2 separate regions of the Homo sapiens genome follow, and region 1 is linked to region 2. A link is a loop called in an ENCODE intact Hi-C map of the cell type or tissue named here. Cell type or tissue: mesothelial cell of epicardium. All regions are shown on one strand. Each heading gives the region's core, and the rest is flanking DNA. Links, peaks and the distances in the headings are about the cores only.

Evidence for each region. A loop is a pair of places that touch in the nucleus more often than their neighbours do. Peaks named below come from ENCODE experiments on the same cell type or tissue, not always from the same donor. Only the 100,000 strongest peaks of a DNase experiment are listed, where the experiment ranks them.
Region 1: it touches region 2 in a loop (20-fold over the local background); 7 of 110 quality-filtered maps call a loop at or near these places.

The regions. Positions count from the first base shown.
Region 1 is chr2:42,835,746-42,844,075 of GRCh38, forward strand. No RefSeq gene overlaps it. Among named protein-coding and RNA genes, the nearest start is that of TRI-TAT2-1, 29 kb to the left of the region's middle. In mesothelial cell of epicardium, for the core only: no CTCF peak of the experiment used is centred there; DNase peaks (open chromatin) are centred at 390, 4,602 and 5,126.
Region 2 is chr2:42,896,568-42,904,897 of GRCh38, forward strand. No RefSeq gene overlaps it. Among named protein-coding and RNA genes, the nearest start is that of TRI-TAT2-1, 90 kb to the left of the region's middle. In mesothelial cell of epicardium, for the core only: no CTCF peak of the experiment used is centred there; no DNase peak of the experiment used is centred there.

The DNA of each region.
Region 1 (8,330 bases), core at 135-8,134, 61 kb before region 2:
TGAAAGAGAAAAGGAGCTTGTGTCAGAGTTGTTTCAGTCATCTGTGCTACGTAACAAACTGTCCCAAAACTTAGGGGCTGAGAACCACCACCATTTGATTATTGCGTGTTTCTGTGGCTTGGCTGGGTTTAGCTGAGCAGCTTTGCTGCTGCTGGTGCTTGGGAATTCTCATGTGGCTGTGGTTGAGTGGTGGATGAGGCCGGGATCATTAGGAGGCTCAGCTGGGAGGCAGGGACATCTGCTCCTTTCTCCCTCTGTGTGTCATCTCTGGCCTTCTCTCTCCAATAGAGTTGCTGGTCACTCCAAGGGGGTAGCTGGACTTCTTACATGGCTGGTGCTCAGGACTCACAGAAATGAGTAATTTAAAAGGGAGGAAGAGGAAGCTGCCAGTCCTCCTGAAGGGTCCATCCAAAAGTTATGCAACTGCTTCCACTGCATTGTATTTGTTAGATGAGTCACAGGCCAGCCCAGATTCTTCGTGGGAGGACCACACAAGGTATAAATACCAGGAGGTCTTGTTCACTGGGGCTTTCTTTGGAAGGCTGGGACCACAGTGCTAGAAGTGGTGTGTTGTAAGAAAAACCTAAAACCTGTGGTGTACTGAAATCTTGAGACAGAGTGAGGAAACGTATTGGAGGCTGGAGAACAAAAGGCCTGGGAGAGGCACTGGCAGAAGAGTTAAGTGAGTTCCTCACCTGCAATGATGTGGACATAGAAAAGGGCACCCAGTGAACTTGGGGATCTGGCTAGGGCGATTTCAAGGCGGATCTTTTGAAAGTGATATTTAATAATTAGCTTCTTCCACCCGACTCTGATAAAACAGGAAGAGTCTGGGCGTGGTGGCTCACGCCTGTAATCCCAGCACTCTGGGAGGCCGAGGTGGGCGGATCACTCGAGGTCAGGAGTTGGAGACCAGCCTGGCCAACATGGTGAAACCCCGTCCCTAGCAAAAATATAAAAAATTAGCTGGGTGTGGTGGTACACGCCTGTAATCCCAGCTACTCAGGAGGCTGAGGCAGGAAAATCACATGAACCCAGGAGGCGGAGGTTGCAGTGAGCTGAGATCACACCACTGCACTCCAGCCTGGGTGACAGAAGGAGGCTCCATCTCAAAAATAAATAAAAAATAAATAAAATAGGAAGAGATAGAGATGAACTAAAGAAGGAACTATTTAGGTTTTGAGCAGAATTTTGGAAATACAAGGAGCCCAGGACTGTTGTTCCAGCCAGTAAAAGGCTTTCAAAATAAGAAATGGTCTTAGAGCAAAGATAAAATTTAGGGCACTGCCCGTAAATTGTGGCCTTGGGTAAATGTGAAATCAAGAATGTGGCTGTAAAACCCTTTATTAAAACCTCAGAAAAATTTAAGGGCATTATTTTTGTAGACCTTTTGGATAGACAAAAGGGCTTCCGAGAATATTTTTTTCCCCCTTGAGACAGGGTCTTGCTATGTTGTCCAGGCTGGCCTCCAACTCTTAGGTACAAAGAGCCCTCTTGAGCAGCTGGGACCACAAGCACACACTGCCACGCCCAGTAAAGAATCTTCAGAGTATACATCTTAGATCCTCTCTGCTAGACAATAGGACTTCTAAGAATCCCACAGCAACCTCACAAGTGGCTTAAAGTAGAAGAAGGCCTACTAGGGGAGAAATGGGGGTATGGCTATTGTCTTAAGTAGTAAATTATCATTTGATATTTAAGAAACCCACAAGTTTTTGAAAGAATTGTATCAAGTTGGGTGGGAAGGGACGGAGACAGTTCAAAATGCAGCAGACCCTGGTCATTAGTTTCTTTCTTTCTTTTTTTTTTTGAGATGGAGTCTCACTCTGTTGCCCAGGCTGGAGTGCAGTGGCACAATTTTGGCTCACTGCAACCTCCATCCCCCGGATTCAAGTGATTCTCTTGCCTCAGCCTCCTGAGTAGCTGGGATTACATATGTATGCAACCACACCTGGCTAATTTTTGTATTTTTAGTAGAGATGGGGTTTCACCATGTTGGCCAGGCTGGTCTCGAACTCCCAACCTCATGTGATCCACCCACCTCGGCCTCCCAAAGTGCTGGGATTACAGGCGTGAGCCACTGTGCCCAGCTGCCCTGGTCATTTCTTATGGAGAAGGATGGATAATTGAGTGTGAAGCCAACAGCTAGGGACAGCCCCTCCCTGAGAGCAGGACCAGGTCTAATGAAGACACTGGTGACATGTGCCTGGCTTGCTTTCGGAATTGCACTGTGCTAGTTTCTTCTCCTTTTTGAATGAGAGTGTCTGTTGCCATTATCCTGTGTCCACTTTGTTGCTGTACGTTGGCCATGGGGGAAGACAACTTGTCTCTTTAGCTCACAGATCTTCAGGGCAAAACAAACCCTCTCTAAAGAACCACACCTGAGGGGCCTTATTTGCACCTGGACCTGAGTTAGAGGTTGAGGTCCTGGATTTGGAGCCTGAACCTAAAGGCTTCATGGCTGATACCTTAATGGTCTTGGAAGGCGACTGTATTTTGCACGTGGGAGGTATGTGATTCATGGGAGGCAGAGGGCAGACATTGTGGCAGCTAGTCTTCCAAGATAGCACCCCCGTGTTCACACCCCTAGTATGCCCAACCTTGTGTATTCCCCTCTCTTAACTCTGGGTTGTCTCCGTGACTCGCTTTTGACCAACAGAAAGCAGTGATGGTGAGGCTGCATGACTTCTGAGGATAGGCCATGGGAAGCCTTTTGCCTTTCAGCTGGGTCTGTTAGAAAGCTTGCTCTGGGGTAAGTCAGCTATCATCTTAGAAATTTGATTCCTCTGAGGCCATCATACTATAAGGAAGCCAAGATAGCCACATGGAAAGGCCACATGGAGAAAGCAATAGATTCAGCCAGATTCCACTTGTTCCAGCCATCCCAGCTGAGGATGAAAGAAGATAGGTGAAAGAAGATGCTGCCATCTTGGATGTGCAGTCCAGTTGAGCCAACGTTTGACTCTAGACCAAGGGTGTCCAATCTTTTGGCTTCTGTGGCCACATTGGAAGAAGAAGGACTGTCTTGGGCCACACATAAAATACACTAACAATAGCTGATGAGCTAAAAACAAAAATCACGCACACAAAAAATACTCATAATTTTTTAGAAAGTTTATGGGCTGGGCATGGTGGCTCATGCCTGTAACTCCAGCACTGTGGGAGGCTGAGGCGGGTGGATCACCTGAGGTCAGGAGTTCAAGACCAACCTGGCCAACATGGTGAAACCCAGTCTCTACTACAAATACAAAAATTAGCTGGGCATGGTGGTGGGTGCCTGTAATCCCAGCTACTTGGGAGGCTTAGACAGGAGAATCACTTGAACCTGGGAGGCAGAGGTTGCAGCAAGCCGAGATCACGCCATTGCATTCCAGCCTGGGCAACAAGAGCGAAGCTCCATCTCAAAAAAAAAAAAAAAAAAAAAAAAAAGAAAGTTTACGAATTTGTGTTGGCCTGCATTCAAAGCCATCCAGGGTCTCATGCAGCCCATAGGCTGCAGGTTGGACAAGCTTGCTCTAGGTCCTGCTGCCATTTGACTGCGACTACATGAGAGACCTGTCCCCATAAGCGACCACTAAGTCCAGGTAACCCTGAGAGCTAAAAATATTTTGTTTTTATTAAAAATAATTGTTTTTAATTAAAAGCTTCTTTTGTGTGGAGATGGGGGTCTCTCTATGTTGCCCAGGCTGGTCTTGAACTCTTGGCCTCAAGTGATCCTCCTGCCTCGGCCTCCCAAAGTGCTGGGATTATAGGAGTGAGCCACCATGCCTGGCCAATTGATTTTAAAGCACTAAGTTTTGGGGTTTGTTATGCAGCAGAGATAACCAAAACAGCACAAAATTGCACCTATTTTAATAAAAATGTAAATTAAAGTAAATTGTAAAAGATCAAAGCTTAAAGTTACTTCTCTTGTAAGTTTTAAAAATTATTTTTTCTTAAAATCTTCAAAATTATCTATTAAAATTAAAAGGCAAACATAACTAATAGTATAACCGATCAACTTTATCTAATACATTCAACATTTAAATAAGATGTTTAAGTGAAGCTAAATTTTAAATATAAGTCTTGAAAATGTAATGAAGTCTTACTAAACATTTTTACAAAAATAAACTCATTTACAATTGTAGCATTGTTCCATGTCTGTCTAGTTGCCAATGTAAAGCATCAGTGTCATGCTTCATGCATGTTATATCTTGACCTACATGTGTGCAAATGTAGGCAAATTATGAATTATTCATATTGGAAAATGCTCCTCAGCTGCCATGTGCAACTATAGCAAATATTGTGCTAATGTGTGAGTACCTCTGCAACCACAAAGAAAAGCAAGAAAGTGCATCTTGCCACCGCTGGGATCTGCCACTTCTCTTGCATTCTTGCTATGTGAGAGGAAGGATTTGATCAATGCCTTTTCTCTTACCTTAGTGTGCACACCATCCACTCCTCGCTACACTCCAGAGCCAGGGCAGTGTCTGTCTCTGGTGTGAACAGCAGCATAGCCCAGAAATTTTCACAGTATGTAGACACAGTCTTTTTTGATTCAAGGACATAACACAAAGGATGTGAGGCGTTTCCCTGGGGCCTGAATGGTGTTGCTCATGAGAGTGGATGTTTTGGGGTTAGAGATCACACTGTACTAGTGCTGAGTGCTGGATCTCGAGGGACAAGGGCAGAGATATCCATGTATTCTTTAATGTGTGTGTGTGTGTGTGTGTGTGTGTGTGCAGGGGCCTCTCTTGCCTATGTCTAAGGGCAGTACTGCTTCTAGCTGGCCTGTCCAGATCTGGCAGAGGTCTTTTATGTTTCTCTTCCAGAGAACTATGGGATTCTGACCCTTGGAAAACACATTTTCACTCTGACTCTGTTCTTTGGTTTGGAGCCTATTTCATAGTTAGTTATTAGTCTGGTATGTTAGATGGGACATTTTCAGTTGCAAGTGACAGAAGACCAAATCAAACAGGCTTGAGCAGAAAGGACTATATTGGCTTCCACTGCTGAGAAGTCCTAGGGCGGAGATCCAGGGCTCAAACTTGTTTTCAGGGGTGGGAGCTGGGGAGCCCTGGGATTAACAGATGGCCCCACCAGGACTCCTGCAGTGGGGGGCAGTGGGGATGTGTGTGGTTCCCTCATGGACCGGGGACAGCCAGACAAGAATGTGTCCTCCAGACCTGGTTATCACCTTTTCTGAAATGTAGTTCTTGAGTCTATTGTGCCGGGTGCCTGTGCCAGATTTCTCAAGCAGCTCAGGTGCTGGGCACGATCTTCCTGAAGCATCTGCAGCCTGGAGCCATTCCCCCCGGCCCCCACTCATGTTTCAAAGCTCTCAAACCCTCTCTGCGCCCCCAGCGTTGAGTGTGACATCTCACCAGTAAAGCCTGGTGAGGACAGAAGGCTTTCTGGGCATAGAAGACCATTTCCTTGGGTCTATTTAAACCCTCAAGGACCCCCCTAGGGATGGCTCCCCTGGAATATTACCACTGCAATAGTGCAAAGTAAAAATGCCTGTACAATAAAAACCAAAGAAACCATCTCTGCCAAGCAACTGGGAGTGTCATCTTTCTCCCATGGAGCTCTGCTGCCAGGCTCACAGTGGTGGAGACCCCCGAGTCCAGCCTCTCATAGACATTTCACTTCACACAGCAGCTCCTCCATGTGGAATCCCTGGAAGCTGGGCATGCAGGACAGATTACCCTCCGCAAGGCCCCCCAGAGTCCCCTCCTGGGTGCTCCCCTCCCCCCACTCACTTTCCACGGACCCTCCTAGCTGAAGATGGCCGCTGCCCCTTGCAGCCCAGAGTCCTCCCGTGTTTCCCAATCTACCCTCCCAAGGCTTCTTAGAGTCAGCTGGAAACCAACCCTGGGAGAAAAGAGAGGAGGGGCTGGGAAGGCTGCTGGCTGCAGGTCCTGGAGGCCTTGCTGTCTGTCAGCATGAGGCTGGCCTTGACCCAGTGTCCTTGGAGCCTAGAGATGTGTATGGGTCACACCTGGGGCCATGATATACCTGGTGGGCTGGGGCCTTTCCTATGAGGCTCAACCTCCTCTGTCTCTCCCTCTCTCCCTTTCCCTCCATGTGTCTTTCCCCTTCTCTCCCTCCTGTGCTCTCTTTCTCCCCAGCCTAAATGAGGTCCGTTAGACAAACCTTGACACACCAGACTCTGAACACCATAAGTCTGATCATGTTCCCTTTTTTTTTTTTTTTCAAGATAGGTTCTTGCTCTGTCACCCAGGCTGGAGTGCAGTGGTGTGATCATAGCTCACTGCAGCCTTGAACTTGCTGGCTCAAGCAATCCTCCAGCCTTGACCTCCTAAGTAGCTGGGACTACAGGCACACACCACCATGCCTGGCTAATTTCTTATTTTTTTGTAGCAATGGGGGTCTTGAACTCCTGGCCTCAAGTGATCCTCATACCTCGGCCTCCCAAAGTGCTAGGATTATAGATGTGAGCCACCGCACCTGGCCTCAATCATGTTTTTAAGAATGTTTGTTGACATGAAACTACCCGTGATATATTGTAGAGAGAGGAGAGCAGCTCACCAGACATTAGAGACAGGGCGAGCTCAGTTTTCTAACTAGCTCTTGCCCCTGCTCCCCAAAAAAAGACAATGTAAATCATACAACACAGATTCATAAAATATATATATATATATATATATATATATATATATATCTCACATGTATAATAGTGTCCTCTTCCTTTCAATTTTGCCCTTTGGGGTCTAGGCCCAAGTCCCTGGGTCAAAGCCCTCTGAAGACTCAAGGATGGCAGATCCAGCCCAAAGCAGAAATACATTTCAAAGGCTGGCCTGTTCCTCCTCCTCGCCCACTATGGCGTTTGTCACTTCCTCCCCTGGGAGTATCTGGGGCCCCAGCCTTGGGAAAAGATGAAGCCAGAATTGTTGGATCAAAGTCCCAGCACATAATAAAGGCATCTCCCAGCCCCACCTAAGGACATGATCATGTGTGTTTGCTCACACAAACAGCCGTGGGCTGGCCCACCAGAAACCATCTCTTGTTACAAAGCCAGAATCTTTTCCATCTGTGTTTAAGCTGCAGCCCATGAAATAATGTCCATAAAAGTAAGATTGGAAGTGAACATAGTGAACGCAATAAATTATGGCTACACTGTGTTCTCTCCGGAGGGACGCCCTGGCAAAAGAGCCTTCAATATTTCTTTTTTCTTTTTTTTTCCTCTTTTTTTTTTAAATTATACTTTAAGTTTTAGGGTACATGTGTACAACGTGTAGGTTTGTTACATATGTATACATGTGCCATGTTGGTGTGCTGCACCCATTAACTCATCGTTTACATTAGGTATATCTCCTAATGCTATCCCTCCCCGCTCCCCCCACCCAAGCCTTCAATATTTCTATCTAGCACTGTGTTGTGTGTTTCCTCAGAAAGCATTCCATTTGTGGATGGGAAGAAAGGGCCTAGACGGCTGAGGTTGATCCAGTAGAGCTGTGGTGCTTGGCTGGCTGTCCATGCCTGGCATCTTAATGTCTTTTCCAAAGCAGAGTTGTTCAACTGCAAAGTGTAGCCAGGGGGAGATTGTCTAGGGGAAGATTTGTTGGCCAGTTTCCATTACTACCACCATCTTCCTTCTTGCAGTTCAACCCCACCGCCACATCCCACCACGACCACAGGCATGGATCCAGACACCACCACCAACATCCTCTGCTGATTCCACGTACCTACCATTGCCCAGGCCGTGAAGAAGCGTTTGGGAGGAAGGGAAACCTGAAAGAGTCACAGGACCACAGACCTGAGGGTTTAGAATCTCAAGGGGGGTATAGGCCAGATAAACAAATAAATACAGATAACTTAGAACAAGAAGGAAAGTCATCAGTTAGGTACTGAAAAGTTCTCCCCAAGTTCAAAAGAGGGAGGATGAGTCTTGCTGGAGAAAGTGGCTTTTGAATGGAACTTGGAAGGGTGGCTTGGATCTGGACCTGGAGGAAGAAAAGGCCTTCTCAGAAAAGGGATTGATTAAGGGAAAGCATGAAATTGTAACACATGGGTGAGGATGGAATTCATGGAATTCCTGCACCCTCAGGTACATGAGGAGCAGTGAGGGAAATCAGGCTGGAGGATGGGTGGGATGGGCTGGGGAATGTAATGGGTAAAAGAAAGAGCCATTCAGTCTAGGGATTTGGGTCTTTCATGGGGGAAAGGGGAGGATCAGCTGACAGTTACTGAGCTGAAAGTGGACAGAGCTGGTTCAGGAGCTAATCATTGTAGTGGGATCTTGGGGCCAGGGAACATTCCCCTTTCTACACTCTCTTCCCTAAAAAGATTGGTTCAAAAATCCCACAGAACTCTTGAGTGTTAGCCAT
Region 2 (8,330 bases), core at 218-8,217:
AATCTCAACTCACTGCGATCCTGGCTCACTGCAGCCTCCACCTCCCGGGTTCAAGAGATTCTCCAGCCTCCGCCTCCTGAGTAGCTGGGACTACAGGCGTGCAACACCACGCCTGGCTAATTTTTTTATTTTTAGTAGAGACGGGGTTTCACCATGTTGGCCAGGCTGGTTTTGAACTCCTGGCCTCAAGTGATCCACCTACCTCGGCCTCCCAAAGTACTGGGATTATAGGCGTGAGCCACCACGCCTGCGCAGGGCCCCAGTTTTTAGTGTTCATGCTAATAGCTATTACTGGTTACCATTGATCAAATGCAGAGTGTATCAGGCATTCTGCTAAGTGACTAAGTGCTGATTTTATTTATACTGCCTGAAAACATTACCAGTTAGGTATTATGAAAACCTGCTCTAATACACCAGGAGAGTGAAGCTTAGTCATTCATGAGTCACTCAATTTAGCAGCAGTTTCTGGGCTAGGTCCTGACTGGCTGAAGTCAATCAGCATGTTGATTGGCTTAGAGACAGGCAGATGGCCTAATTTTGGCCAGTGAGGGAGAACAAATCACAAGTCCTGTAAGGGAGACGTTGGAAAAGGAACTACATCTTCCTGGATGGTGTGATGTGAGGATGGTAGGTTTGGAGCTGCTGAAGCCATTTTTCTTTCACTGGTGAAGCATCTGGGCTGTTGCAGGGAGGGGTAGCATGGGACCACGTGAAGCCAACATCATGAATCTTTGGAAACATAGTTTTGGCAGGTGGACTGAGTTAAACTAGATGAGTGAATACATTGCTTTGATTGTTTGAGCTGGGTTGAGTTGGGCTTTTGAAACTTGCAAGTCAAAGACCCACACACGAATCAGAGACTGTAGCCCCTGTCCTGGAGGAACCACACCTGCCCAGTAGGTCTGGCCCACAAGAGGTAGCCCTGGAGTGCACTCACCTGGGAAGTCGGGAGACTGTTGAAAGCAGGTGCAACAGTCACCACTTGTCCTGATGGCTGCTGCTGATCAGGGCATGTCTGTGGACAACTGCCTGCTCTGCCAGCCTGATTGTGGCCTGATCTGTCACCTCTGCTTCTCAAGCCACACTTTGCCTGATCACCCATGGTACAGACACCCTCCTCCATCCTGCTTGGCCTAGTTAGGGTGCCTGGATCCAGCCCAGGCCTGGCTTAGCCCTCTATGTGGGTTAGGATTAGGTTTGACTGCAAGAAGTTTGACAGTGACTTAAACAAGAGAGAAGGCTATTCCTTTCCCACATGACAGTTCTAGAGGTAGTAGGATTCGGGCTGGTGCAGTAACTCAGCTCCACAGAATGCTCATTTGTACCTTTACTCTTTCTAGATCAATCAGCACTGCCAGCAATTTGTCTATTTTATCAGTCTTTTCAAGAGCCATGTTTTGGTTTTGTTGGTACTCGCTAAGCCCATTTTCTATTTCATTGATCTCTGTCCTTGTCTTTATTATTTCTTTTATCCAACTTTATTTAGGTTTGCTTTGTTGCTCCCTCCTCCCTAAATTCTTGAGCTGGACACTTAACCCTCTACTCGTTTTCTTACATGTGTCATAAATGAAGACTGCAATTTTCCCTCTAACATCTCTGGAACTGCATCAAGAAATTTAGAAATGTTGCTATTTTCATTATTGCTCAGTTCTAAATATTTTCTCATTTCTTAAATGTTTTGAACCAGTAAGTCTTCCTCTCTCTCTCTCTCTTTGATACAGGGTCTTATTCTGTTGCCCAAACGGTAGTGCAATGGCAAAACATCAGCTCGCTGCAACATCCACCTCCCAGGCTTAAGTGATCCTCCCACCTCAGCTTCCTGAGTAGCTGGGACTATAGGTGCATGTCACCATGCCTGGCTAGTTTTTCTATTTTTCATAGAGATGGGGTTTCGCCATGTTGCCCTGGCTGGTCTCGAGCTTCTGGGCTCAAGTGATCTGCCCACCTCAGCCTCCCAAAGTGCTAGGATTACGGGTGTGAGCCACCGCACCCAGCCAAGTCTTCCACTCTTTGCCAAGGGTTTCCCTGGGGATATCTTACTTCCTGCACCATCATCCTTATAAGTTTTTCACCAGTCTCTTGTTTGCCCCATCTGTTGTCACTATCTCAGGCATCTGTGATGCTAAATAGTTGCTGCTTATTGTTTTCTACAAATACCCTGAGGATAGGATTTTTTTCCTCGGTACCTGGACTATAAGACCAGTAAGCTTACAGGTTGTCCGTGTACCAGAGGTAGGTCCCCCCAGGCCCCGACTCTGCCGTCCACCTGGAGTATAGTCCTGCCTTTATGTGAATATCTTAACTTTAGCCATTTGCTCTCTGGTTATCAGGGCCAGTAACTCCCTGCCCCCACCAGTCTCTACAACATCACTCACCACAGTTAAAATTTTGATTTTTAGTTACTTCTTTGTTTTTTCCTCCAGATTAATTCTGTTTACTTTCTTGAAAGCTCAGCTTCGCATTTAAAAAGATGTAATATTTTACTCAGTATTTCTAGAAGAATGAAAGACCTCATTTTCTTAATGAATGAATTTATTTCAAACATACAGAGAAATAAAGAATCATGTAACAAAAGCCCATCTGCCTACTTCTTAGCTTTAAGAATGTTTACATTTAATCACATTTAATTTAAAAAATTGAAAGGAAGTAATGGTATATCTGAGGTCCCCTTTATGCCCCTTCCTTATCTCATACCCCTCCTTCTGTCTCCAAAGGTGATCAATATTCTGAAATGAGTGGGTATCTTTTTCCCCTATGTACGGATGCATTTTCCACATAAGGAGTATGTCAATTCATGAGTTTAAAATTTACATAATGCCATCTTTGTAAATATTCTTCTGCATTTTTTTAATTGTTGACCAAAATGGTTATCTAGGTTTTTCCATGTAGATACATCGAGCTCTAGTACGTTCACTTCAACCTAGGTATAATGTTTCATTGTATGAAAATATCTCAATTTATTCATCCTTTCATCTATTAGTGGATATTTGGATTATTTCTAATTTTTTGACACTACCTAGAAAGCTGCACTGTCTTTGTGCATATTTCCTTGAGTTCACCTGCAAAAGTTTCTACCATATAGAAGTGTAACTGCTGGATGGTAGAATGCACATCTACAACCACAGGTGATCTCCCTCATAGAGTCTCTTGTGGTTCTCTGGCTGGAAGTAATATTCTCTTGCCCCACTGTGGAGTGCTGTTTATTTCTATTCCGTTGCATTACCTTCACTTTGCCTTGTGCCATGGTTTGTATGCATGTCCCCTCTCACCAACTGAAATCCACAAGATTCAATTTTCCTGGAGGACATGTTCATTAGAGCATCCCCCATGGGGGCACATACACAGTAGTCACTGGATAAGTATCACTGTTTAAAAACCTGTACCAGGTCGAAGTTCACCAGGGAGGCTTCAACTTTCCATCTTTCTCCCTTGAGTATTTAAACTCAGCTAAGTTCCTCAAATATTTTTGAGCAAGTCTGGAGATGAGTATCATGAGATGGGTTTGGGTTGGGATCAAGGTTGTCTCCATGTGGAAATTTTGGCTAAACCCTTCTTCCTGCTGTGAAATGCAAGCTTCCTCATGAGCTGCCAACTCAGGCAAACATCTTTGATTGTGGGGAAGTGGGCATTTGAGGTTTGTAATAATTTGGATATGGCTGGGGGGATGTTAGCCTTTGTTGAACCAACCCTTTCTTCGTGGAAGTACAAAAAAGGTAGTAAGAAAATGGTGTCAGGAGAGACATTCAAACAAGACATTTTAAAACACATGTGAAGCTCGCTCATTCACATATAAACAAGTGCTTTGCTGGTTATAGCTGATTCTTAGCTGGTCCTTGAAGCAGTTCCCCAAGGGCCTCTGCTGGTCACACATGGTTCCCATTTACCATATCTATTTGAAAGTCGTAAAACTGCCTTTCTTCAAAAGTACTGTAAAGCACAATAATTCACTCTCATCTGCCCCTAGGTTGTCCAGATCAGCTCGTCCAACAGTTTCATGTGATCACAGTTATCCACAGCCCCTCATGAAGGCACATTCTGTCCAGACGGGAAGAAACCATTGGCCTACCAGCTTAAAATGACAGCAGAGTTCAGTGCATACCTCCTTGGACAGATACATCTGCCCTGCACACTCAGTTGGCAGCCCTGACTCAGGCACCATCCCCTGCATGCAACATGTTCACCTTGGGTACACGTGGCACTGCTCACTGTTGCTGGGGCCTGTGGATGGAAGTCCCACCTTCCTGGTCAATATAAGAAGACTGGAGAGAGCTAAGAGTTGGTGGTGTTTGGGGGAGTGTGCAGCTCTCATACAGAGGAAAGCCTTGTCTTCCCATCCAATGGGCAGGGGGGAAAGAGCCCTTTCTCTTCCTTAAAATCAAAGGAGGGGACACCAAGTGACCCTTTCTTAAAAGTCCCATTATGCATGTTTCCTGGATCAAAAAAACATTCGCCCACATTTACATTTCTTTTTGGAAAGTTTTAAAAACCTTTTGAAGGTGCTTGCAAAATGCTTTTTATAGTTTGAAGGTACTTACAAAATAGGAGGATGGAATTTCCAGTCCACCCTTGCATGACCTGAGCAGGAATTTCAGTTCACCCCTGTGTGATCTGAGAGTTGGCAGAAGGAAGGGGAGAGTACCTCTCTCACTCTGGGCAAGACTGGGGCTCCTGTCTTAGTTTGGACTGCTGGAACAGAATACCATAGACGCAGTGGCTTAGAAACAACAGACATGTACTTCTCACAGTTCTGGAGGCTGGAAATCCAAGATCAAGCACACAAAGCAAGGCAAAGATGCTGTGAGGAAGAGGCTGGTCTCTGCTTTGCCTCAGTTCCAGTTTCCATTCCTCGCCACACACATCCTTACAAACGGAATGCCTAGAAAGCTGTGACTCACAGGGTCCCTTCTCTCAGTGGTGTTGCTTCAAAAGAACAGAGCTGAGAAACCAAATCTTAGGTCATTATAACTTCAGTTCTTTCCTTGTATTTTGCAGTCCCAAAGGGGGATAGCGGACCACATGGAGACCTCTTAGCCCACCCCCCATTTCTCTATCAGCCTCTGTGCCTCCCTGGGCACAATTCTTTCTCCTCCAACCTCAGAGCTACCCCCAGCACTAGCCCAGCACCTCTCTGATCTTCCTCCCCTTTCCCTTTTGCTTCCAAGTTTGTGTTTCTGTTCCAAAGAACCACTTTGCAAGACAGGCCCTCTTCAAGGGTGAGGAGTGAAGGGAAGATGTGGGCCAGTCAGAGCTCCCTTAGCAGGAAAGGAGAGAAAGGCTTGGGGCAATCTCTGGTTAACAATTTTTGTCCTGTTAAACAATAAGCACTTAAGTTCTTTGTAGCCTTATGGCCCTGTCAAGGACACTATGTGACCCAGAGCTGGTTATTCCTCAAGTATTTTTGAGCAAGTCTGGAGTTGAGTACCATGAGATGGGTTTGGTACTCATCTCTAAACTTCAGGTTCCTAAGCCTGGACAACATAGTGAGAACCCATCTCTACCAAAATTGTTTAAAAAAATCAGCTGGGTGCGGGCTGGGCACGGTGGCTCATGCCTGTAATCCCAGCACTTTGGGAGGCCGAGGTGGACAGATCACGAGGTCAGGAGAGCAAGACCATCCTGGTTAACACGGTGAAACCCCGTCTCTACTAAAAATACAAAAAATTAGCCAGGTGTGGTGGCGGGCGCCTGTAGCCTCAGCTACTTGGGAGGCTGAGGCAGGAGAATGGCGTGAACCTGGGAGGCGGAGCTTGCAGTGAGCCGAGATCACGCCACTGCACTCCAGCCTGGGTGAAAGTGCGAGATTCCATCTCAAAAACAACAACAACAACAACAACAACAACAACAACATCAGCTGGGTGTGGGCTGGGCGCGTTGGCTCACGCCTGTAATCCCAGCACTTTGGGAAGCTGAGGCAGGTGGATCACCTGCAGTCGGGAGTTTGAGACCAGCCTGACCAACATGGAGAAACCCTGTCTCTACTAAAAATACAAAATTAGCTGGGTGTGGTGGCTCATGCCTGTAATCCCTGCTACTTGGGACACTGAAGCAGGAGAAATGCTTGAACGTGGGAGGCGGAGTTTGCGGTGAGCCGAGATCGTGCCACTGCACTCCAGCCTGGCCCAAAACTCCATCTCAAAAATAAATAAATACTAAGGAAAAAAAAAAAAAAAAGAATTAGCTGGGTGTGATGGGAACTGCCTGTAGTCCCAGCTACTCAGGAGGCTGAGGCAGGAGGATCACTTGAGTCCAGGAGTTTGAGGCTGCAATAAGCTCTGATTGTATCACTGCACTCCAGCCTGGGTGACAGAGGGAGACCCTGTCTCTATTAAAAACAACAACAACAACAACAACAAACCCTTAAGGTTCTTTAGATTTACCTGGGGGTGCTGATTCCTGCCTCATGGTGGCCAGGAGGGTTGAATGGCTGACCTGTGAGAAGCAGAGTATCCGCCTGAGCCTAGTGGCTCTGTGGACACACAGGAACATGGGAGTGCAGCTACTTGCAGCTCAGGAGATATTACTCCAGTAGAGCCCCACCTCCCAGCACTGGCGGCTTCTTTTCAGCACCTGAACCTAGCTCCTTCAGGGCTAGGTCCTGAAGTCCTTCTTTCAGATGTTCTGGGCTCCCTGGTTCTCCCAGTCTTTCCATAAGACCTGGCCCGGCTTTGCCTCCTGTTTTCTCAGGTGTTGGAGGAAGCGACGTTCCTCGAGTTCCTGGTCAGTTTGATTTGATGCTCCTTGATGGTGCGCCTATCGTGCCCCAGGCTTTGCTGAGGGGGCCTCTGGCATTAATTTTTGGAGGTGTCAAACTGGGGACTGGCTGAGAAATATTCCTTCTTGGAATCCCAGCCAGAAGGGCTTCCCTGCTCAGGCCAGTGCCCCACATGAGTCAATGCCCTTCCCTGGGTCCAGTATCTCTGCACTTGCCTTGTTCCCTTTGCTGCTCTGCCTGAGTCAGGTCCCCTGGGTCCTCCTAGACAGCCGGGCCATGATCCTAACTTCCCAGGGCCCTTCCCTCCTGCCCTAGACAGGTACCCTGAGGGCCAGCAATCCTGCTGCCCCCTGCCACTGCCCTGGGACTGACTTTTGGAATCAAAGGTGGAAAGCTGGGAGAAGGAAGGAAGGAAGCAGAAAGGGAAGGAAGGAAGGGAGTGGAGGGGTGGGAGTTAGAAAGCCACCCCTGTCGCAGGGCTGCAGGGAGAAGCTCCCAGGGTTTTATCTGTAGAGGAGCAAACTGTCTGGCACATAGTAAGCACTCCCTGCAAATACGCCAGGGTGGCTGTGGGTCTCATGTGTTGGTTTATCCATTTCTGAGAACCCAGGGGAGGAAGAATGCCTGCTACGCTTGCCTCCCGTCGCTTGGTTGGCCTGAGGGCCAAGAAAACCAGCACAAAAGCTGAACAGTCTGCGCCCCATGGGGGCTCCCCTGGGGTATGGGCTGTTCCAACTGTGCAGGGCATGGATTCACCTTTGCTGTCTGTGAACAAAGCAGGACCAGTGTCAACAGGACACTTGAGCAGCTGGGACTGAGAAGCGGTTTAACCCACTTAGCGAATCTGCTGCTTAGAAACACAAACAAATAACGAGTGTGCTAATTACCAGTGACAACAAGCCTTGATCATTTCAACACCCATCAGTCATCTCATTTAAATCTCCCGACAGCCTGCGAGATAGGACAGTGTTCTTCCTGTCCAGGATCTACAGATGAGGTCACGGAGAGCCAGGGGGGTGAGGAAACTTGGGCAAGTCAACACGGCTGAGCCCAGACTCACACTTAGGCCTGAGCATCACCTCTTCCTGCCTGTTTCCCATCCCATCCACTCATTCCTGGTGGTCCTTGGCCAGCGAGGGAGTTGGTGGTAGTTTGGAGTGTCCGTCTCTCCCGATGGTGGAGTGGTGACCACTGTCTCAGCACCCACAGGAGGGGAGGCCACCCCAGGATAGTCCCAGCATTTGGGCAGTTCAGGTCTCAGGTTCCCCGGGCTATTATGCTGCTGGTGAACTGGGGGCTTGGAGTGGGGCAGGGGCAGGAACATGGGCCTTGGAGTCAGTCAGGCCTAGGATTCCAAACCCAAGCAAGGGCTTAGAAACCATGTGACTCCAGGTGAGTCACCTTCTGTGCCTGAACCGCATTTCCTTCAACTATAAGCTGGTTGGGCAGGGGGTATAATAATTCCAGTTTCTGATAATTGCCTTGAGTAGGTGCACAAGAAATGTTCTTTCATCTCTGTGGCCACGGAGCCCTCACAATCACCCAGGAGGAGGCTGTGCAGCGTGAGGGAGGCCTCTGTCTGATGGTAGGTGAGAAGAAGGCCAAGGGCAAAGGAGGC